Regions from separate parts of the Homo sapiens genome. Here regions 1 and 3 are each linked to region 2. A link is an interaction called in ENCODE POLR2A ChIA-PET data of the cell type or tissue named here. Cell type or tissue: GM12878. All regions are shown on one strand.

Region 1 (4,000 bases), 88 kb after region 2:
AGGGAGGTTAAAAAACAAAATGGAAGCCACATAGATGAATACTGTTTTTGAAAAAAAAAATTCTTAGTAACAAAAGAAATAGGTGCCTTAAAGGCAGCTTTTTTGAAAATTGAATGTCTGACCAGTACCTCCACACCTTGTACTGATGTTGCATGTTAGTCTGAGAGCTGGGAATGGACGCAGGGTATCAGTAAGTGGTCCATATCCTGAAAGAATTCAGAAGCAATTGTTATTCAGCATTGTCTGTATCATTACTTGGCTCGAAATCAACTCCCAGTGCAACTGACAGCTCCATAATCCAAGAGAAGTACAAAAATAAAAGAGCAGTAATAACAAAAATCGAACCTGTCTGGTATTTAGAAGAGAGTAAGAGCTTGAACTCCAGGATTAGGCTGCCTCGCCGTGAAACCTCCCTGAATCACCATCTGGGTGACCTTGCAAAAGCATTTTCTTTACCTCAGTTTCCTAGTCCATAAATTGAGACTTTCTGGCCTCTCTACTATATAATAATAAGTTGGTGCAAAAGCAGTTGAGGTTTTAATATTAGGTTGGTGCAAAAGCAATTGCAATTTTGCATTACTTTTAATGGCAAAAACCACAATTCCTTTTGCACCAACCTAGTAGTATTTGGCACCCAATATTGTTGTGAGAATTAAATAATCTGTGTAGTGTGTGTTTTTTATACTTTTATTTTACATTTGGGGATACACGTGAAGGTCTGTTACATAAATACGTGTCACAGGGGTTTGTCGTGCAGATTATTTCATCACCAAGGTATTAAGCCCAGGATCCAATAGCTATCTTTTCTGCTCCTCTCCCTCCTCCCACCCTCCCACCTCACCTCAAGTAGACTCTAGGTATGTTGTTGCCTTCTTTGTGTTCATAGATTCTTTTTTTCTTTTTCTTTTTCTTTTTTTTTTTTTTTGAGATGGAATCTTGCTCTGTCGCCCAGGCTGGAGTGCAGTGGTGTGATCTCAGCTCACTGTAACCTCTGCCTCCCAGGCTCAAGTGATTCTCCTGCCTCAGCCTCCCAAGTGGCTGGGATTACAGGCGTGTGCCACCACACCTGGCTAATTTTTGTATTTTTAGTACAGATGGGGTTTTGCCATGTTGGCCAGGCTGGTCTTGAGCTCCTGACCTCAGGTGATCCAACTGCCTTGGCCTCCCGAAGTGCTGGCATTACAGGCATGAGCTACTGCACCATGCCAAATTCTTATCATTTAGCTCCCATGTAGTATGTTAAGCACAGTGCCTGGCTCCCCCAAAAAAAATAGTTCCCGAATCTTGTGGCTGGGCATGGTGGCTTACTCCTGTAATCCCAGCACTTTGGGAGGCCAAGACAAGAGGACCAGTTGAGGCCAGGAGTTCGCGACCAGCCTGGGCAACATAGTGAGACCTCGTCTCTACCAAAAAAATAAAAATAAAAATAAGAAAATTAGGCAGAACGATTGCTTGAGCCCAGGAGGTAGAGTGCCACTGCACTCCAGCCTTGGTGACAGAGTGAGACCCTGCCAAAATAAATAAATAAATAAAGTTAAAAAAAAAAAAGGCTAGGGCGTTGGCTCATGCCTGTCATCCAGCACTTTGGGAGGCCAAGGCGGGCAGATCATTTGAGGTCAGGACTTCGAGACCAGCCTGGCCAACATGGTCTCTACTAAAAATATAAAAATTAGCCAGGCATGGTGGCACATGCCTGTAGTCCCAGCTACTCAGGAGGCTGAGGCATGAGAATCGCTTGAACCCGGGAGATGGAGGTTGCAGTGAGCCAAGATCATGCCAGTACAGTCCAGCCTGGATGACAGAGTGAGACTTTGTCTCAAAAATAAATAAATAAATCAATAAATAAAAATTTAGAAAGACGAGAAAAAATTTAAAAAAAAACACAGAAGGGGAAAAAATAGTCAACATATGCCATGTCATCAGGGAAAAAAAAAAAAAGTTTCTGATTCATTGTTATTTGAGCCTCAGCACCTCCCAGGCTGTGTTTAAAGCATTGAATTTACTATGCCATTTTTATAAAATGTTTGGTTATGAAATGTCTTTGACATTTGCTATGAATGAGTAAGATGGGGTAGTTACCAGGCTGGCATCAAGCCACTTGAACCTCTCTCTGAGACAACCTGTCAGTGGGGTTTTCCCAGCACTATTTCCCTATTTTTGAGACCAGTTACCAGCCCTAGTTATGAAGGAGAAAGTTATTTTGGTGTTGGACCTGCTTGGCTCCAGACCCACTGAATGCTATTTGCTTGAAATGAAAACAGAAAGTTTAAACAAATGCAGAACTTATTAACTTACAAACATTCATGTTGATCTGTTGCTTTTACTATTAAAATAGCCTTCTATCCATTTCAGCTGAGGTGCTGATCCCTTGGTGACTGCTTCCCTGGCTTTCATGTCAATTCTGAGTGCTCTTTTATTACAGGAAGTGAAGTAAATCAGTGGGGAGGCTGATTAGAATCCCCGTTAGAGGCAAGTGGATAAAAATGAGGTTAGGGAATGTGAGTGCATCTCTAAATCACTGCACTTGACCAAACAAATTACTTTTAAGTATGCCTTCTCTTCAACCCAGAGCAGCACATAGTGATCCAGGAAAAAAAGAGATTCAAACTCAGAGAGATAAGCAAGAGGCATTGGCTTTTCATATGGATGCTCGCATCCACACACACATGCACATAAGTACAAGAGTGATTTTCTTTAGTTGAAGCGCTATTTTGCCTCTGTAAAACTTCTCCAGATGTCTTAAGTCCGCTTTTCAATAACATTAATTCCTATTTATGGTGTACTTTCTAAAGGCCAGTCACTGGGCTGGGAGTGTTACACATGTAATTTCATTTAATCTTCACAACAAGTCAGTGACATGCAAATTGTTGCCCTTTTATAGATAATGAAACCGAAGCTCAGAGAATAATAATATTAATCATAATAGTTACATTTTTTGAGTACTTATATGTGCTAAGTGGTTTTACATATGCTGCTTCATTGAATCTTTTAAACAATTCTGGGAGATAGATTTGTGTCCCTATTTTAGAGGTGAGGAAAGTGTGGCTTATAATTATTAATAGTTTGCAATAGCTACCACTTACTGCATACTAATTGTGTGCCAGGCACTGTGTCATATCTTTTAAACACAGCACATAATCTTTTGTAATTCTTACAACCTACTAGGATAAATCTTATCCCCTTCACTTTAAAATAAGTAAATGAGGGCAGAGCAAGCCAGACAACTTGCCCAGTATCATTCAACTAAGACAAGAGAGAGCCAGGATTTGAATTAAGAACCGGTGATTTCAAAGCCTGAGGAATCTATGCCAGGCAGTACACCTACTTCATTGCTTTTCTAATTTTGCTTTACTTTTTCTTTATTTATAGGAATCTAAATGGTATAAGGAAAGAATATCCAGCTCTGAAAGACATGGATTCAAACTCTATTTAGAAGGGATCCTGCTGTCCAAATATTGGACAATTTGAACATCAAAATAAGTAATGATAGTAGTAGATTACAACTTATTTTGAATCCACACTGATATGAATGAATGGATGGATGAGCGAATGAGTGAATAAAGCAGAAGAGAAACCTCTTCCTTAAAGTAGAAACCATGCCAAAAAATACAGAAAGAATGATCAAATTAGAAAGCTACCATTTGACAACCACTAAGTTATAATTAATTCTGGCAGAAAACATCAATGAATGCAAAACTAGTTGGTGAATGAAAAGTGAGGAATTAGATTTTGTATAACCTAAAAGTATCTCCCTAGAAAATATTTATTTATTTATTTGTTTGTTGTTGTTGTTTTGGTTTCTTTTATTATTATTATACTTTAAGTTCTAGGGTACATGTGCACAACGTGCAGGTTTGTTACATATGTATACATGTGCCATGTTGGTGTGCTGCACCCATTAACTCATCATTTACATTAGGTATATCTCCTAATGCTATCCCTCCCCACTCCTCCCACCCCACAACAGGTCCCAGTGTGTGATGTTCCCCTTCCTGTCCAA
Region 2 (4,000 bases):
GCTCCTCAAAGTTTCTGGATAGAAAAGCAATATACAAAAACAATAGCTTTGCTATACCTAATAAACATACATTTAGAAAATGAAACTAAAGAAAAGCTCCCATTCACAATGACGGCAAAAAAAGGAACATATAAATTTTTAAAAAGATGTACAACATTGTAATAAAAATATAAATATGTATTAAAATACTTAAACAACAAATAAATGAAAAATTATAGAATGCTAATAGTTAGAAAGACTCAATGCCGTAAACATGATAATTTTTCCCAAATTAACCTATAAATCTAATTAAAGTTCAACAGGATTTTTGCTGAACTTGACAAGCTAATCCTAAAATTCACATAGAAGAATAAAAGATCAAGAGTCATCAAGAAAACTTTGAAAAATAAAAAAAGAAGGGAGACACCTTGCCCTCTCAAATATCAGGATTTGTTATAGAGTTTTAGTGTTTAAAACAATGTGATACTATCTTGAGGATAAACAGATGGACTCATGCAACAGAAACAAACATTCACATTTAGAGAATGCGGTACATGTAGTTCTGGTGTCGGGGGCCCTTGAAAGAGGCAAAATAAATAGTGGGAAAAGAATGAGCTATCTAATAAATGAGGCTGAGAACACTGGCTATACTTATGGTTTAAAAAAAAATCCTACGAAACCTTTATATGAAAAAGAATTCCTGGTTAATTAAGGCCCTAAGTATGAAATGCAAATGTTCCATATTATGAGATAACAATATTGAGGATATAAACATAGGAAAATCTTTATGATCTTGAAGTAGGGAAGAATTTCCTAAATAAAACATAAAATTTACCTTATTAAAGCAATTAAAAATTTTTAGATGGCAAAGACTGTCTGAACAAAATTTTTTTTTTTTTTTTTTTTTTTGTTATAGAAATCTGTTTAATGGTTTAGGAATGTGTACACTCTGGCTCTGCCAAGTTTCCATAAAGGCAACTTTTCCATGTTTTAAAAAATAGATTTGGTATAAAGATTTATATATTCATAAATAGGTGGCATGAAAAATTACCAAATGCAAATGGAATACTTGCGCTGACTGAAGCCCTGTTCACCCCAAGTCCAGGCCCTGCAGGGGTCCGAGGGTCTCTGCTGGAGGAGGCCCCAACTCCGGCAGCCTCTTAGGGAAGAGAAACTGAATTAAATGTGTATTAGGAACCCCTCCAGCTCCTTAAGCCAGCGTCGCACTGGCCCCACCGAGGCCTCAGCCCACCTCCCTCTGCTTCCCCCCGCCACCTCCACCATTGCCCCCTCCCCTGCACTCTGGCCCCTGACCCCACCTGCTCCCACTCTTTGGCAATTTATCAACAAAGGAAGAGATGACACTGTGTCTGAACAAAATTTAAAGGCACACTATTGGAAGGAGATGTAGAAGAAATCCCCAAGAAAATATTACTATACAAGGTATACATTTTAAAAATCTATAAATAAATATAAAAAAATCAGATAGAAAAATTGGTAAATGACATGAACAGGCAATTTACAACAAAAGGAAGGTGAATGGCCAATAACCACATGGAAAAGTTTTCAACTTCCCTAGTGATTAGGAAAATACAAATTAGACAAAAATGAGATAACACTTTATACCAAGCAAATTGGCAAATCTAAGAAGTCTCACGACATTTGTGTTAATGAGGAAGTGAAACAACAGAAAGCAGTGTTCACTGATAGTGGCAGTGTACATTTGTACAACCATTTGGGAAATAATTTCTGCTAAAAGTGAAAATGCTTGTACTCAGCACTTCTCTTGCTGAATGCTAGAGGTGTTTGCATACATGCATAAGAATATTCACTGTAGCATTTTGTAATAGTAGTAGAACAATTGGGAGAAAAAAATTTTATGTCGATTAGTAAAAATATAAAGTAAGCCAGATGCAGTGGCTCACGCCTATAATCCCAACACTTTGGGAAGCCGAGGAGGGTGGATCACCTGAGGTCATGAGTTTGAAGCCAGCCTGGCCAACATGGCAAAACCCGGTGTCTACTAAAAATATAAAAATTGGCCAGGCGTAGTGGCATGCGCCTGTAATCCCAGCTACCCAAGAGGCTGAGGCAGGAGAATCACTGGAACGTGGGAGGCAGAGGCTGCAGCGAGCCAAGATCCCGCCACTGAACTCCAGCCTGGGCAACAGAGCAAGAATCTATCTCAAAAAATATATATACATATGTATATATAATGTAATTTATAAAATGAACCAGATCACCATATAAAATATAGATAAATCCCATAAACACAATATTGAGTTTTTAAAGAAACTGAAAAAGATATGTATAATAGATTTAACAGTGAAAATTTTTATTATATAAAATAACATGTTATTTGTGGGTATATACATGTGTAGTAAAAATATAGAAACATGGTTAGAGCACTTTTGGATGAGGGAGGAAAGAAAATTGGAAGAGAGTACCTCCAAATCTATAACATTTTATTCCTAAAGCAATAAATCTGAGGCAAATATGGTGACACTGACCTGGCTACCTAGACTCTGAACAGTGGAGGCATGACTGAAAACAAAATCTTGACACACCCCATGCATAGCAGCTGGCACCTGAGCCCTAGGTAGGTATCCTACAGGCTCAGCTTGCCACCTCCAGCCAAGCCAGATTCTCCTGTCTCCAGCCTGTCAGCCACACTCAGAGACATGACTTTCCTAATATGGGACAGAAACAGTCCCCAGCTATGATGGTTAATTTTATGTGTCAAACTGACTGGGTTGCAAGATGCTCAGATATTTGATCAAACATTATTTTGGGTGTCTCTGTGAGGTGTTTTTGGATGAGATTCACATTTAAAGCAGTGGACTTTGAGAAAAGCAGGTTGCCCTTTATAAAGTGTGTGGGACTCATCTTATCAATCAAATGCTTGGATAGAACAAAAAGGCTGACCCTCCTCCAAGTAAAAGTCTTTTTAACAGCCTTTGAACAGGGCCATCACCTTTTTCCTGCCTTTGCACTTGAACTGAAACACCAATTCTTTCTGAGTTTCACCCTGATGCCCTTTGAACTGAAATGACATCATTGGCTCTGCTGGGTCTCCAGCTTGCTAACTGGTTCTGCAGATTTGGGGACTTGCCAGCCTTCATAATCACATGAGCCAATTTCTTATACTAAATCTCTTTTGATATATATACCCTGTTGGCGCTGCTTCTCTGGAGAACTCTCATTAATACATCAATTTTTTTGGTATTAAAAGATCTACCCCATTTCTCTTCCTCCGAAACTCATCCCCCAAAGCTTAGACTCATTGCTGGATTGGGCTTCCTGTTGGGTAGCAAAACTTTTCCTCCACACTCTTTATTCTCTTCGTCTGTATTTTTTCTTTAATAATGGCAAGTTGTTATATTTAACATATATTTAATATATATTTAATAACTACTTAACAGTCAATATTTATTATTTGGAGATTCCACATTTGCAAATTTGCCTACTTGCTAAGATTTGTGTGTAGCCTCCAAATCAGAACAAGCAGCACTTTCACGGTTCTTTGTGGACAAGCATTGAGTGGTGAAGAATTTGAATCACCTGATGCACACTTTCCCAGCTGAAGTGAAACGAGGCCACACTCTACCTTCTTTTTATCTATCATACTCTAAACAAGTGTTCTTTTTGTGGTCTATCCAGTGACATTTTTTTTTTTTTTGCATTTTTGTGCTTTTTCTTGGTGATTTTACTGTTTAAAATAGCCCCCAAATGTTTTGCTCAAGTACTAGTGTCTAGTGTTCCTAAGTGAAGAAAGCTGTGCTTTCCCTTTTGGAGAAAATAACTGTACATTTAAGCTTCATTCAGTCAAGTTATAGTGCTGTTGCTGTGAGTTCAATGTTAATGAATTAACCATATATATGAAATACAGTGTTTTAAACAGAAACACATACAAAGCAAGGTTAGGTGTCGATTGGTTGATAAAAATGTGACTGATCTGAGGCTCACAGGAATCTAACCCTGTGTTTCTCCTAAGAGCAGTGGTTCAGTATTCAGTAACTCA
Region 3 (4,000 bases), 77 kb before region 2:
ATTAGGAGCAATTTGGACACCAGAGTTCCGATTCTGCTCTTGGTGCCATCTTTTTCTTTGGGGAAGTGTTCTGCTTACAGCCTATATTTTGTGAACATCGTTTCCTGTATATCTTTGTGTCTAATACGGCACTTCAAACATAGTAGGCATTTGGAAATTGCTCCCTGAACTGAATTAAATGCAAGGTTAATTCATGGTTGTACATGATCAGAGTTGGAGTAAAAAATGAAATAAAATGAAAAGCACTATCAATTAATCAGGTTAAGTCATGTCAAGCGATCATTAAGTTTTCGATGATCTTGCAGATCTTTGAGAGAATGCGGATCTCGGGCATTTTCAGTTGTGTGCACTGACACGTGAATGTGTGTGTGCCCTCACATAAGTTCTTACATAGCAGAAGGAAGGAAGTTGTGAAAGGGGAGAAAATAGAGCTATTGACTGCAGAGCCATAAAGCTGTTTTTAGAATGACTGCTTCTGTTGTATTGGGGAACGCTTCCTTTGAGAGGGGGTATATTATGCATCCTCTTTCCATTAAGTCTATTTTTGGAAGAAATTACAGAAGATAATATATTACCAGCTCCCAGGGATCTCTTATCAACATAGCCTCTGTTCTCATAACACACCTGCTTAGAGCAAAATAAATTATTCTGTCCTCAGGAATGCCAACCCCAGACAATCAAAATCTTCACTAAATCCCTGTATTTATTAGGGAAGCTCGGATTTTTGAAAAGTGTTAACTCCGCCCCTAAAAGCAGTAAGCGAGAGATAACAACAGTGGAGTCTTGTGGTTGAGCATTCAATCAGCTTCAACAGGGGCAAAGTCTAGGAATTGTTTTCAAAACAGTGTGGGGCTTCCTACTCAGGGGGAGGATTTATCTGCATTTGGCAATTACTCCAGTTACCTTGGAACAAGAAATTTACTTCTCAGTAGTTTTGCAAATTAAGTGTTTAACTTCGTCTCTATAGAATTAATGCCTCGGAGGTGGGGAGAGGGAGGCAGAGGAGAGGCTTTCAAGGCCAGTTCACAAGTTTGACACTTAAAGTGATAGTAGCAAGTTTTTCTCTAACTGCAAGAGTGTGAAGTTCTGTTTCCACCTAATTGCAGTTTGCATCCTGCAAGTGTATTGATTTAGACATTAAAACAACTTAAATGTTTAGCAGTAAAAAGTTGTTTAATCATTAAACCACTACCATTTTCTTTCGCCCTTTAAACCTGCTTTCAATCAGCAAATGCTGATTTGGATGCTGGTTTACAGTCTCATTAACCATGAAGATCACAAAGGAAAGGTTGTGGCAGCAGTGGGAAGCTCTGAAGCACCCTCATTGTCACAGGAAACATTCAGTGAGACATTCAGCTGTCTCACAACACACACAGCTCTGAGAGAGGTTTGGGTGACAGAAATGCAGCCTCCAGTTCCAGAAGCAGCACGCTGTTCATTCCAGGAAAGGAAAAAAAAAGTGCTTTTCTGCGTGACCATGTTGATCACTGTTACCATGCAGTAATCAGGGGTCTTTTTGCCACTTAAGTGTAATGGGAGGAGGGTATATCATTGGAGACTCCTAGGTGAATGGCGTGGATGTTACTCTTTTGCAAAGCAAGGAGGAGTTGCAGTGTTTCATGGCCTTCTTTCAACACACGGGAGTTTTATCACTCATTTTAAACGCACAACTTAACACCATTTTCAAACTGAGTTCCAGCCCTGGATTGTTTTTTTACAAAATGGCCCCTTTCCCCTCATAGTGGGATGGCCATGGGTGCCCATTAATTGCTACACTTATAGGAACTGAATTTATTCCCTTCATGGTAGAAAAACCAAGCCTATTTTCTGAAACTTAATCCTGTGAGCTACCATCCACGGCCATACCAGGCTCCAGGAAGGGATCACAACTTTCTGAAGAGATGAATTGCTGCTTTAACAAAGGCTACGTGTGCCTTTTGATTCCATATTCTGCCTCCACTAGATGTTTGGTTTTGCTGCCAAATATAAAAACCACACTGGAAAAGACAGTTCTTCACTTTTAAGTGGCTGTGTGATAGAAAATTGGTAATTAGTTCAGTTTTGAGGAAGACAGGGACAAACTCTTCTTTACGTTTTATAAAATCACAAATTATCACAGTGATCTCCATTTGAGATGGAGAAATGGAAACCTAGCAAGTTCCAGAGACTTGCCCAAGATCTTGTAGCTAATTATTAGAAGCAGGAAATGGGTTAGAAACCAGAACCCTGATTTACAGCTAATTGTATTTTCGGCTATCCAAATATCTTTACTGGATTAATACAAACTTCTCTTGTCCTCAGGTAATACAAATACCTGTCCTCATAGAAAATAAAGGCTTATTGGTCTGTCTCTTTCTCTCTGTCTCTCTCTCTCTTTGTATCTGTGTGTGTGTGTGTGTGTGTATATATATTTTTTATATATGTATGTATATATAAAATATGTATGTATATATGTATGTATATACATACATATTTCTGTCACCCAAAATATGTATGTGAGTATATATATATATATATGTATGTATGTATATATGTGTATATATTATATATTTTATAAAGATATATATTCAATCATACATTGCTTAACAATAGGGGTACATTCTGAGAAATGCATCTTTAGGCAATTTCATTGTTGTGTTAGCATCAAAGAGTGTATTTACACAAACCTAGATAGTACAGCCTACTGCACATCTAGGCTAAATGGTGCATCCCATTGCTCCTAAGCTACAAACCTGTACAGCATGTTACTGTACTGAAACTGTAGGCAATTGTAACACAATAGTAAGTATTTGTGTATCAAAACATATCTAAACATAGAAAAGGTACAGTAAAAATACAGCATAAAAGATTTTAAAATGGTACACCTGTATAGGGCACTTACCATGGATGGAAATTGCCAGACTGGAAGTTGTGGTTGCTCTGGGTGAGTCAGTGAGTGAGTGGTGAGTGAATGTGACAGCCTAGAACATTACTGTACACTATGCAGACTTTGTAAACACAGTACACTTGGGCTACACTAAATTTATAAAAAATATTTTTCTTTCTTCAATAATAAATTAACCTTAGCTTACTGTAACTTTTTTACTTTATAACCTTTAAATTTTTTTAACTTTTTTACTCTTTGTAATAAAACTTCACTTAAAACACAAACACATTATGTAGCTGTACAGAAATATTTTTCTTTATATCTTTATAAGCTTTTCTCTATTTTGAAAATTTTAATTTTTTTTAATTTTCAAACTTTTTGGCTAACAACTAAGACATAGCACACACATTTGCCTAGGCACACATAGGGTGTGGATGATCAAAATGTCAGTAGGCAATAGGAATTTTTCAACTCCATTATAATCTTCTGGGACCACCACCATATATGCAGTTCATTGTTGAGTGAAACGTCATTATGTGGTGCATGGCTGTATTTATATCCGTATAAAGATTACACATATATAAAGGATGCAAAGACAAAGAGTACATATATATTTATATATGTAGTGTACTGTATATATGCATGTATGTATGTATGTATGTATGTATCTTACTTTGGGATTTCCTTTTTTCTAACCTTCTTACCATTTTAAGAATTGGTCTATGCACAGCAAACTTTTAGAATCGCAATTAAAATATTCAGAGAAGTGGCCAAGTTTTTGTATAGGTGTTTGGATACTGTGCAGACAAGTTCTACATTTCTCTGTTCTCAAAACTCCTTCCTACATAAATACTGAGGACTGTTCTCTGGCCAAAGTTTGTCAAACCATTTCTCTGAGTAACAAGACTTCCTCATGTTTTCCATACTCTATAGTTCAGTGTTGCAGCCTTCCCATACTTGATTTTTAAAGCGGAGTTTTGTTTTGTTTGTTCTTAGTGCATTATGACTATAAAATGTAAAAACCTTTCCTCTTTGAAGATAAAAGGAAGTAATCCTAATTTTAAACACTTACTTGTTTTAAAAAATTGAAAAAAAAGTATCGACTTGATATGTCTAAAGAGACCTATGTATATA

The links. Peaks named below come from ENCODE experiments on the same cell type or tissue, not always from the same donor. Only the 100,000 strongest peaks of a DNase experiment are listed, where the experiment ranks them.
Region 1: POLR2A ChIA-PET joins it to region 2 with 5 read pairs; 2 of 35 experiments call an interaction of 5 or more read pairs at or near these places.
Region 3: POLR2A ChIA-PET joins it to region 2 with 6 read pairs; 2 of 35 experiments call an interaction of 5 or more read pairs at or near these places.

What each region holds. Positions count from the first base shown.
Region 1 is chr12:66,090,635-66,094,634 of GRCh38, forward strand. No RefSeq gene overlaps it. Among named protein-coding and RNA genes, the nearest start is that of LLPH, 38 kb to the right of the region's middle. In GM12878, no CTCF peak of the experiment used is centred here; a DNase peak (open chromatin) is centred at 2,150; H3K27ac peaks cover 414 bases.
Region 2 is chr12:66,002,490-66,006,489 of GRCh38, forward strand. No RefSeq gene overlaps it. Among named protein-coding and RNA genes, the nearest start is that of MIR6074, 19 kb to the right of the region's middle. In GM12878, no CTCF peak of the experiment used is centred here; a DNase peak (open chromatin) is centred at 1,656.
Region 3 is chr12:65,925,450-65,929,449 of GRCh38, forward strand. The region is part of intron 3 of HMGA2 (high mobility group AT-hook 2); the gene reads left to right. Among named protein-coding and RNA genes, the nearest start is that of HMGA2-AS2, 21 kb to the right of the region's middle. RefSeq lists an enhancer at 977-1,487. In GM12878, no CTCF peak of the experiment used is centred here; no DNase peak of the experiment used is centred here.